2 separate regions of the Homo sapiens genome follow, and region 2 is linked to region 1. Evidence: chromatin contacts called from ENCODE Hi-C or POLR2A ChIA-PET data. All regions are on one chromosome and are shown on one strand. The core of a region is the stretch at or near the end of the contact, and the rest is flanking DNA. Distances in the headings are between cores, read along the strand shown.

Region 1 (5,089 bases), core at 794-3,293:
AGCACCTGGGGACGGGGGTTGGGAAAAGCAGCCAAGGACCAGACACATGCCTGGAATCTTCAGAGACCTGTCCAGGCAGCCCTGCTGCCTCTCTGTCTCTCCGTGTAGCTTAGGTTGGGGCTTTAGGTGGGCTGTGATTCATGAGTCCTTGGCCTTTTCCGGGGCACTTTCCCTCTCAGGTAATCCTCTTTCTGCTTGAGAACCCCCAGGCAAAACTCTTGGGCAGCAAGGAGAGTGGTTTCTAAAGGGGCAGCCACCTCTCCTTCCCCCAGAATGGCTCCTCTGGTCTCAGAAATGCTGGCTCACACGTCACAGTGGGGTTTCCCACTTGGGGAGCAGTGACCTCTGCCATGGGTTACCCTAAGGAAGGAAGCCAGGGTAGATAAGGGAGTCCCGAGAGGAAGGGAGGGCATAGAGGGCCACAGGCAGAGGGAAGATTCCTCAAAACACTCTCCATGTATTCAGACGTCCATTCACTGAGCCAGCAGCTACTCATTAGTACTTACTCTGTGCCAGGGACCAAGGGTATGGCCAAGGGCAGGAGAGAAAAGCAGCTCCGTCCCTCATGGAAACCCCCTTCTGTGGGGGGCAGGGGACAGTTCCTAAACATGCTTCAATGTGCAGTGGCTGCTGGCGGTGGGAAGCCCACAGGAGGCTGCTGGGTAGGAGGGAGGTCAGGGATGGCCTCTGAGGAATGGTCTGAACAGGGACCTGAAGGAAGAGAAACAGCCCACATGCCCAAAATCTGGGTTTGATGACGTCATGGCACAACCTTACGGTGGAAAACTAGGCAGCCATTGCAGACATTGTTTCCCATGCTCTCTGAGGGGCAAGTGGGAAGCAGTTGTAGATCGCTATGGCATTTTATGAGAGTTTGCACAAAGAAATATCTGAAGAATCCAGGTAGAACCTAGTAGTACTTCTGTCTGAATCCTTCTAAGTGAGGGAATATGAGTGATGTTATTCTTTTTTTTTTTTTTTTTTTTTTTAGACAGAGTCTCGCTCTGTCGCCCAGGCTGGAGTGCAGTGGCACGATGTCCATTCACTGCAAGCTCCGCCCCCCCGGGTTCATGCCATTCTCCTGCCTCAGCCTCTAATTTTTTTGTATTTTTAGTAGAGACAGGATTTCACCATGTTCGCCAGGATGGTCTCGATCTCCTGACCTCGTGATCCGCCCGCCTCAGCCTCCCAAAGTGCTGGGATTACAGGCGTGAGCCACCACACCTGGCTGGTTATTCTTTTTAAGATTCATCAGTGAACATATAATTTATAATTAGTAAAAAGAAAAAGAAAGGAAAAGAAAAAAATGGAAAATTCCTTCTGGAAGGGGCTTTGCATTGTAGGAAGATGAAGTGGGATACTTACTGGGCATGGGGTGTTATTATGACAGGGCAGATTTTGTTAAAGGGATGATGTGGGGTTGCTAGGAAATCCTCAGGGATAAATTTTGAGCTGGGCCTTGTAACACAGTGGGTATCTAGTCTTTTTGTTTGTTTCCAAACTGAAAACATAGTAACTGAAGTAATAAAGTGGTTATGCATTGAGCATTTTTGAAAAATTCAGGCTGTTGAAAAGCATGATCGTGAAAATGCAAGATCTCAGTGCCCATCCCGACCTCTCCTCCGTAGCCACTGTTAATATTTTGATGTATCTTTTCTAAGTTTTTTCTAGCCCGTAGCTATTATGTTAAAAAATAATAATAATAATAAAGGACTGTGATGACAAAAGCAGGGGTTTTTGTAAGGTGGATTTCTTTTTCCCGGAACTCCACCATGGCCATCTGTCCATGCCTCCACCTGTTCATCTCTAGATACTCCTGCGGCAGATGGGCTTCCCTGAGTCAGGTGATCAAGGGCCAACAGCTGGGGAGGGAGAGTGATCAGGAAGCCTCTGCCCTTCCCTCCCCTCCCACCTCAGCCCCCTTCTTCTACAGCCTCCCCCTAGCCTTTCTGCTGCCCACACTCTCACCGCCTGTGGCCCTGCCAGGCATGCTGAGGGGAAGGTCACCCTGCCTGGCCAGGTTCCTGCCCGCCCAGCGCCTGCCTGATTGCTGAATGCCTGCCAAGCTCCTGCCTAATCTGGGGAGAGCTTTAGAAGCCGCCCTAGGGCAGGCTGCTCTTTTGTTTCTGGAATCCAGGCCACTCAGCAGAGGGGCTGGCTTCCTGCACTGCGCTGCTGCGGCCTTCAAGTGGACTTAGGTCAAGAGTGCCTGGGGAGGAATGCAGTCCCTTAGAGCAAAGCCCTTGTAATGAATGCCTTCCCTGCACCCCCTAATTGGGTTAGCGAAGTGATCAGCTAGATTCTCAAACTAAACAGGATAGGCATGCTGCAGTCCTACATTGTTATTTCCATGACAAAGAATCTCCCTTTTCCCAGTGAGGGGAACAAGCTGAGGCTCAGAGCTGCTAATTCTACTTGGTTTGAGGGCTCTGCAGAGGACACACTGACAGAGGCACCTCAGCTCAAAGGTAGAAAGCCTCATTGCACATTTCTCAAAGCAGGTTTCTTTGAAAGCCCAAAGAGCCTTTGACAGAGATAGATCAATTCAACTTCTCTGAGACTTGATTCCCCAGCTTGAGGGAAGAGGAAGGGCCACTAGGCTTGCTGAGCTGCTGTTAACACCAAATACTCTACATTTACGGCAGCGTGACCCCCATTTCTCAGATAGGGACACTGAGGGTCAGTTCACATGCCCAAGGTTGGTAAATAGTGGAACTAAGATTCCGACCCAGAACTGCCTGACCTCACACTCTGTAGGTATCAAGCTAATCCCCGGTATGTGGGGGCGGGAGGTGAGGTGGTTGGTACAGGGAGTGACTCTGTATTTATTCTTTCTTATTCGATACATATTTATTGAATGTCTGCATCTGTGCCAGCTACATAAATAAGTAAATTTTCGGCCACAAAGAGAAGACTACCAAGAGAATAAGGGGAACCTGATTTGGAATGATGGAGAGGTCAGAGAAGTCTTAGGAAGTGACATTTAAGTCAGTATTTGAGGGACAAACAGAAACAGGGAGAAAGAGCATCCCAGGGAGCCAGTGTTCTAGCTTCAAAATCCTGCCCTCTTGAGACCAGCCCCTTCCAGCACGCTGTACCTACTAACCCCTACTTGCCATATATTGCTATGCATTCCAGTGGTCCATAACTTTTCCTTTTTTCTTTTCTTTGCTTTTTTTTTGAGACAGAGTCTCACTCTGTCACCCAGGCTGGAGTGCAGTGGTACAATATTGGCTCACTGCAACCTCTGCTTCCCGGGTTCAAGTGATTCTCGTGCCTCAGCCTCCCGTGTAACTGGGACCACAGGTGTGCACCACCATGCCTAGCTAATTTTTGTATTTTTAGTAGAGACGGGGTTTTGCCATGACGACCAGGCTGGTCTTGAACTCCTGGCCTCAAGCGATCCGCCCACCTTGGCCTCCCACAGTGCTTGGATTACATGAGCCACTGCACCTGGTCCATAACTTTTTCTTTTATGCACCAATGTCTTTCTTTGAGAATCTGCTCAAGGCAAAGGACGCTTCTCCCAGGAACACGTACAGGAAAGACGTTCTTTGTGTTGCCTTGAGTTCTCTTCTCTCACTTGGCTCAAGGGAAAATCTAGAAGGCTTTGAGCTTGGCCAGTTGAGTGGGGAGGGAGGTCAAGACGTTGCCTATCTGACTTGTGTTTGGGGGCTTTGGACTGCACTGATGAAGGCAGCGTGGCCCGGCCAAAGGTCACTTGGCTAAGTCTAATTTCCGGCAGCTGCAGCCCACCAGACACCAAGGATCTATGACTGTGGCTGCTGCTTGTCATGACCCTAAACTTAGAGCCCTGTGCTTAGAGGAAATACCCACGTAGTCTGCAAGCTTGTAGGGGCTGCTGGAAGGTAGGAGCACTGTTGAGAGGAGCTGCCGCCCCGCACTGGCTGCTGCTACCAGCTGTCTGGCCTTACCCTAGGAAGAAGCTGGCCAAAAGATCTCTATGCAAGGCTGCTCAGACCAGGCCAATGATCTGCTCTAATCCCTTCAGTTTCTATTGCCCTCAGAGTAGGGCAAGGCAGTTTTCTCAACAGGGCATGCAAGCTGGGCCCCTGCCCACGTTTCCAGCCTGTGTCTAGGCACACCCTGCCTGGCTGGCTGTTCCCCAGATGGGACACTTGTGTGGCTTTGCAGGTGCTGTTTCTCCTAGTGAGAGATCCTTACCTTTCCTGCATCTTCAACAGGTAAATTGTACAACTTGGCTCAATCTGTCTTCTTTGAAGTTCCCATGGACTTGCTACTCTGTAGAGTTGGTCACGACTTCCCTCTGTTGGCCACGACTTCCCTCTGTTGGCCAGGACCTTCTGTATCCACCACTGCAATTCTTTCCTTGCTTTCTTTACTGCCTCTCCCTCCCTCCCCACCCCTTCTGTCTTTCAGCAATTAGTTATTGGGCACCTAACCCTGTTCTCTTCACACTGGGGTGCTGAAGTAACAGTGATGTGCAAAGGAGACCCAGATCTGCCCTCAAGGAGTTTGAACTCCATGGTGGCTGCATAAATTCATCAAACCATGAAGATGAAGAATACACAAGCACATCAGGTCTTTTCCTTAAAGAAGTTAAGCTGGGGCTAAAAGAGCTCCATGACTGATTGATTGATTGATTTTGAGATGGAGTCTCACTCTGTCACCCAAGCTAGAGTGCAGTGGTGCGATCTCAGCTCACTGCAACCTCCACCTACCAGGTTCAAGTGATTCTCCTCCCTCAGCCTTCTGGGTAGCTGGGATTACAGAAGCGTGCCACCATGCCCAGCTAATTCTTGAACTGAGGTCTTGAACTCCTGACCTCAAGTGATCCACCCCCGTCGACCTCCCAAAGTGCTGAGATTACGGGTGTGAGCCACCGTGCCCAGCCGAGCTCCATGACTTAAAAAAAATAAAAATAAAAAAGTTTTCTGGTAAGCCCAAGCAATTAAAAAAAAAAGTTGAAAAAAGGGATACTTTGAAAGTCTTCTAATTAAGATCTTTTGCTAGTTAGATAAAGCCCAGGGACTCAGGGACTTTTTGAAACTCAATTTCTTCATATATAAACATAAGGGAGAAGAAGTAATTTATTCAGGCTTTGAGA
Region 2 (5,089 bases), core at 1,906-4,405, 150 kb after region 1:
GCCTCAGCCTCCCAAGTAGCTGGGATTACAGGTGCCCACCACCACACCTGGCTAATTTTTGTATTTTTAGTAGAGACAGGGTTTCTCCATGTTGGCCAGGCTGGTCTTCAACTCCTAACCTCAGGTGATCCACCTGCCTTGGCCTCCCTAAGTGCTGGGATTACAGGCATGAACCGCTGCACCCGGCCTAGAATCAGACTTTTCTACACCAGCTCTGTCCTGTAGCAAAATAACGTAAGTCATACATGTAACTGAAAATGTTCTGGTAGCCATATTAAAAGCATAAAAAGAAATAGGTGGAAGTAATTTTAATAATGTTTTTAATTTAATTTAAATTAATTTATTTAGTTATTTATTAGTTATTTATTTAGTTAGTTATTTAGTTTAGTTTTTTGAAAGGAGGTTTCACTCTTGTTGCCCAGGCTGGAGTGCAATGGTGTGATCTTGGCTCACCGCAACCTCCACCTCCGGGGTTCAAGTGATTATCCTGCTTCAGCCTCCCAAGTAGCTGGGATTACAGGCATGTGCCACCAAGCCTGGCTAATTTTATACTTTTAGTAGAGACAGGGTTTCTCCATGTTGGTCAGGCTGGCCTCGAACTCCTGACCTCAGGTGATCCACCCACCTTTGCCTCCCAAAGTGCTGGGATTACAGGGGTGAGCCACCGTGCCCAGCCTATTTATTTATTTATTTTTGAGACGGAGTCTAGCTCTGTCGCTAGGCTGGAGTGCTGTGGCATGATCTAGGCTCACTGCAACCTCCGACTCCCTGGTTCAAGCGATTCTCCTGCCTCAGCCTCCTGAGTAGCTGGGATTACAGGCACGAGCCACCATGTCCAGCTATTTATTTTTTATTTTTATTTTTTGTATTTTTAGTAGAGATGGGGTTTCACCATGTTGGCCAGTATGGTCTCGAACTCCTGACCTCAGGTGATCCACCTGCCTCGGCCTCCCAAAGTGCTGGGGTTACAGGCATGAGCAACCGTGCCCAGCCAATAATGTATTTTATTTAAAATACAATATGTAATGAGTATTTCAATATGTAATGAATATTTTTAAAAAAATCAATGCTTCGTTTTGTTCTGTTTTATTTTTGAGACAGGGTCTTGCTTGTTGTCCAGGCTGGAGTACAGTGTCACAAACACTGCTCACTGCAGCCTCAACCTCCTGGGCTCAAACCATCCTCCCCTCTCAGCCCCACAAGTAGCCGGGACTTACAGGTGGACGCCACCACACCTGGCTAATTTTCTTTGCATTTTTTGTAAAGATGGGGTTTCACCATGTTTCCCAGGCTGGACTTGAACTCCTGAGCTCAAGCGATCCACCCGCCTTGGCCTTCCATAGGTGTTGGGATTACAGGAGTGAGACACCATGCCAGGCCAATGAGATATTTTGAAATATTTTTCTCCCACTAATTTTTAAGATCTGATGTGGGCTTTATACTTACAGAACATCTCATTTTGGATAGGAACATTTCATGTGCTCGATACTCACGCAGAGCTGGTGGACACTGTGTTGGGCAGCATAGCTCTGGAAGGTATTGACAGCTAAGCTATAGAGAGACACTGACTCAACTATTTCCTTTCTTTTCCTGTTTTGAGTCTCTTAAAAACTCAAAAATCGCCAGGCGCGGTTGCTCACGCCTGTAATCCTAGCACTTTGGGAGGCCAAGGAAGGCAGATTACCTGATGTCGGGAGTTCAAGACCAGCCTGGCCAACATGGCGAAACCCCCGCTTTACTAAAAATGCAAAAAATTAGCCAGGTGCAGTGGCGTGCGCCTGTAATCCCAGCTACTCTGGAGACCGAGGCAGGAGAATCACTTGAATCCGGGAGACAGAGGTTGCGGTGAGCAGAGATCACGCCACTGCACTCCAGCCTGGGCTACTGAGTGAGACTTGGTCTCAAGAAAACAAAACAAAACAAAACAAAACAAAACAAAAAACAAAACAAAAATCAAGCTATGAAAATAATCTTTCCAATTCACTTTACTCACCTTGGAATGTCCTTTTTTCCAAGCACTTGGTTCCTAGGCTGACAAAAAGGAAGCCCTTGGGCTCTGGGTGAGTCTGGAGTGGGATGCAGACTTTCTCTTTTTGTCTTTGACTTTTAAATATTGAAATAATAGAATCTACTTATGAAGTGCCAGGCACAGTGCTAAGTGATTTGCACACATTGTTTAATCTTTACAATGATCCTATGAAGTAGGTTCTATTGTTATGTTGTTTTCACATCTGGAGCAAAACAGGCTCAGAGAAGTCAAGTATCCTGTCCAAAGTCACACAGCAAGGAAATGGTAGGACTTGATTTCCCTGAGTCAGAAGGCAGTGCCTTTATTAATGAGTTCTTAGGCAATTCTTTATCATTAGTAAATTGCAGAGTTAGGATTCACATGATTCACATTCACCTCTTTTCATTTTTATTTTTTGAGATGGAGTCTCGCTCTGTCCCCTGGGCTGGAGTGAGGATTCATATTCACTTCTGACTCCAAGTTGATCTATTCAAACACATGTTGAAGTCCCAGGTTTCTCACTTTAAAAAGGAATAATAATAGTCACCTTGCAGGGTGATTTTGAGGATTAAATGAGCTAATTTACTTGCAAATCTGTACCGGAACTAGAAGTCTTTTGACTGGCTAAGGGAGTTCTAGTTTAGGCCTTTCACTAAGGGTTTATGAGCTGATTACCATCAATTCCCATTACCTTTAGTGACAATCATGGAAACTGTGAGCCCCGTGCTTAGCCCAAGAGTTCAAGAAATTAGAAAACCTGGACCAGGACCATGGGCCCTGCACGGCCCTGAGTGATAGAATGCAGTGAACAACAGGCCAGGAGACCGGGGGGGGGGGGGCGGGGGCGGGGGGTGCCTGTTCTAGTCCCTGCTGTCCCTCGGAAGGGCTGAGAAACCTTGGGCAAGTCCCTTCTCTGTAAACTGAGGGAAGAGGACCAGATACAATGTGAATTCCTCCGCGTTCTGACACTTGAGCTGTGCCCAGCGTCGACCCGCCCCACCCTCCCTGACACACAGTGTTTAAAGGCCCCGGCGCCTCCGCCTTGTGACTTCAATGCACGTGGTACTCGGTCCCCCAGTGGGCGGAAAACTCAGGGGTGGCCTTATTATGAATGAATATCGAGCAATAACCGCAGGGTTGAGGCTTCAGACAGAAGTCACTATGGTGACCAAAGCACAACGAAAGAGTGCAGGCTCCAAGAGCCCTCCAAGGTCTCCTGCCTTTCATTCCAGAGCTCTGCCGGGCTCCCTGCACCGCGAGCTCCGCTGAGTTAAGTGCCTCAAGGTCACGGGAACAAAGAAAGGGCAACTAAATTGGCTTCATCTGTTCCCTTCCTAGTCCGCATCCACAGAGCTGGATGGAGTGGGCTGAGTCCGAGCGGAATTCGGATTTGAATACAGGAACCAGCTCATACGGAAGGGGGTTACCTCTCAAGGTTCCCAGGCCAGGAGTGGGTGGGCGGGGGCTGAGGGCGGGGGTAGGAGCAGCACCATCTCCGTTGCAGCGCCACAAAGACAGCCAAGACCCAGGCCTCGCCAACGCTGGAGGAGGAAAGCGCCTTATGAATCATTTAAAGTCCATGAAAGACTCTCCTGGGACTTGCTTTTCTCCTTCACCCAGCAGAGATACCAGGGCAGAAAAGAATGTGTCATGACCCAAAGGAGAACAAAATGTCCAGGCTAGTGGAGCTCTGGCTTCTCATATGGGAACTCTCTTGTCTCTCCAACCCATCAGATCCTGGGGAACCCAGTTACGCCTATTCTTCTGCACACCCTGTCTAGAAAACCCACGTTTGGGATCTTCCTATTACAAGGCGACCAGGCCCTATTTTATTCACTTATTTATGTGTTTATTTGCCAAAAAAACAATTCGAAGATTCCCCCCTAAGAAATACATGTTCACTGTAGAAAATTTAGAAAATTAGGATAATTGAGACATGTAGATGGCCAAAAAGAAAAGAAACTCCCCATTAACCCTACCACCTAGAAATAACCGTTTACTTATTTGGTCATTTGTTTATAAATTCTATGATTTATTTTTATTTTGAGACAGGGTCTCACTCTGTAGCCAAGGCTGGAGTGCACTGGCGCAATCACTGCTCCCTGCAGCCTCGACCTCCCATGCTCAAGCAATTCTCCTACCTCAGTCTACCAAGTTGCTGGGACTACAGGCATGAGCCACTGTGCCGGGCCTACAAACAGATATAAGTATATTTTGAGACGGAGTCTCGCTGTGTTGCCCAGGCTGGAGTGCAATGGCGTGATCTCAGCTCACTGCAACCTTCACCTCCTGGGTTCAAGTGATTCTCCTGCCTCAGCCTCCCAAGTAGCTAGGAGTACAGGAATGCTCCACCACACCCAGCTCATTTTTGTATTTTTAGTAGAGATGGGTTTTCACTATGTTGGCCAGGTTGGGCTGGAATTCCTGACCTCAGGTGATCCACCCACCTCGGCCTCCCAAAGTGCTGGGATTACAGGCTTGAGCCACTGCACCCGGCTTTTTTTGTTGTTGTTTTGTTTTGTTTTGTTTTGTTTTGTTTTTGAGACACAGTTTCACTCTGACACCCAGGCTGGAGTGCACTGGTGCAGTCTTGGCTCACTGCAACCTCCACCTCCTGGGTTCAAGCAATTCTCCTGCCTCAGCCTCATGAGTAGCTGGGATTACAGGCATGTGCCACCACACCTGGCTAATTTTTGTATCTTTAGTACAGACGGGGTTTCACCATGTTGGCCAGGCTGGTCTTGAACTCCTGACCTCAGGTGATCTGCCCACCTTGGCCTCAAAGTGCTGGGATTACAGGCGTGAGCCACCGCGCCCAGCCCTCCTACAAATATTTTTTTGAAGGCCTATCATATGCAACGCACTGTACTAGGAATAGAGGTACAGAGATGAACAAGGCAGGTCTTACAAGGAGTTTTTTCTGTATAAAACTGTACACACATACCTTCCTAAAAAATCTCTGCTGTTCTAAAACTAAACAAATAAAAATAAGGTAGAGAATAGGAATTTGGTATAAAATTGAACCAAAGCAACTTAGAACTAAATATTCGGGTCAGTTTGTGTTTGTCTATGTAGTCAAAG

What was found. A loop is a pair of places that touch in the nucleus more often than their neighbours do. ChIA-PET counts read pairs that join two places held with the same protein, here RNA polymerase II (POLR2A). Pooled maps may share reads with other maps.
Region 2: POLR2A ChIA-PET joins it to region 1 with 11 read pairs in WTC11. The contact joins two enhancer-like sites. A Hi-C loop is called at or near these places in 1 of 50 pooled maps. POLR2A ChIA-PET finds 5 or more read pairs at or near these places in 4 of 52 experiments (WTC11, activated CD4-positive, alpha-beta T cell and activated CD8-positive, alpha-beta memory T cell).

Annotation. Positions count from the first base shown.
Region 1 is chr5:160,284,730-160,289,818 of GRCh38, reverse strand. All of the region lies in intron 2 of CCNJL (cyclin J like), which reads left to right. Among named protein-coding and RNA genes, the nearest start is that of CCNJL, 25 kb to the left of the region's middle. RefSeq lists enhancers at 438-1,415, 2,930-3,663, 3,664-4,397. Within about 2 kb of position 2,043, at least 20 of the 41 ENCODE cell types and tissues checked have a DNase peak (open chromatin) inside an H3K27ac peak, as active enhancers do.
Region 2 is chr5:160,131,725-160,136,813 of GRCh38, reverse strand. No RefSeq gene overlaps it. Among named protein-coding and RNA genes, the nearest start is that of PWWP2A, 15 kb to the right of the region's middle. Within about 2 kb of position 3,155, at least 11 of the 41 ENCODE cell types and tissues checked have a DNase peak (open chromatin) inside an H3K27ac peak, as active enhancers do.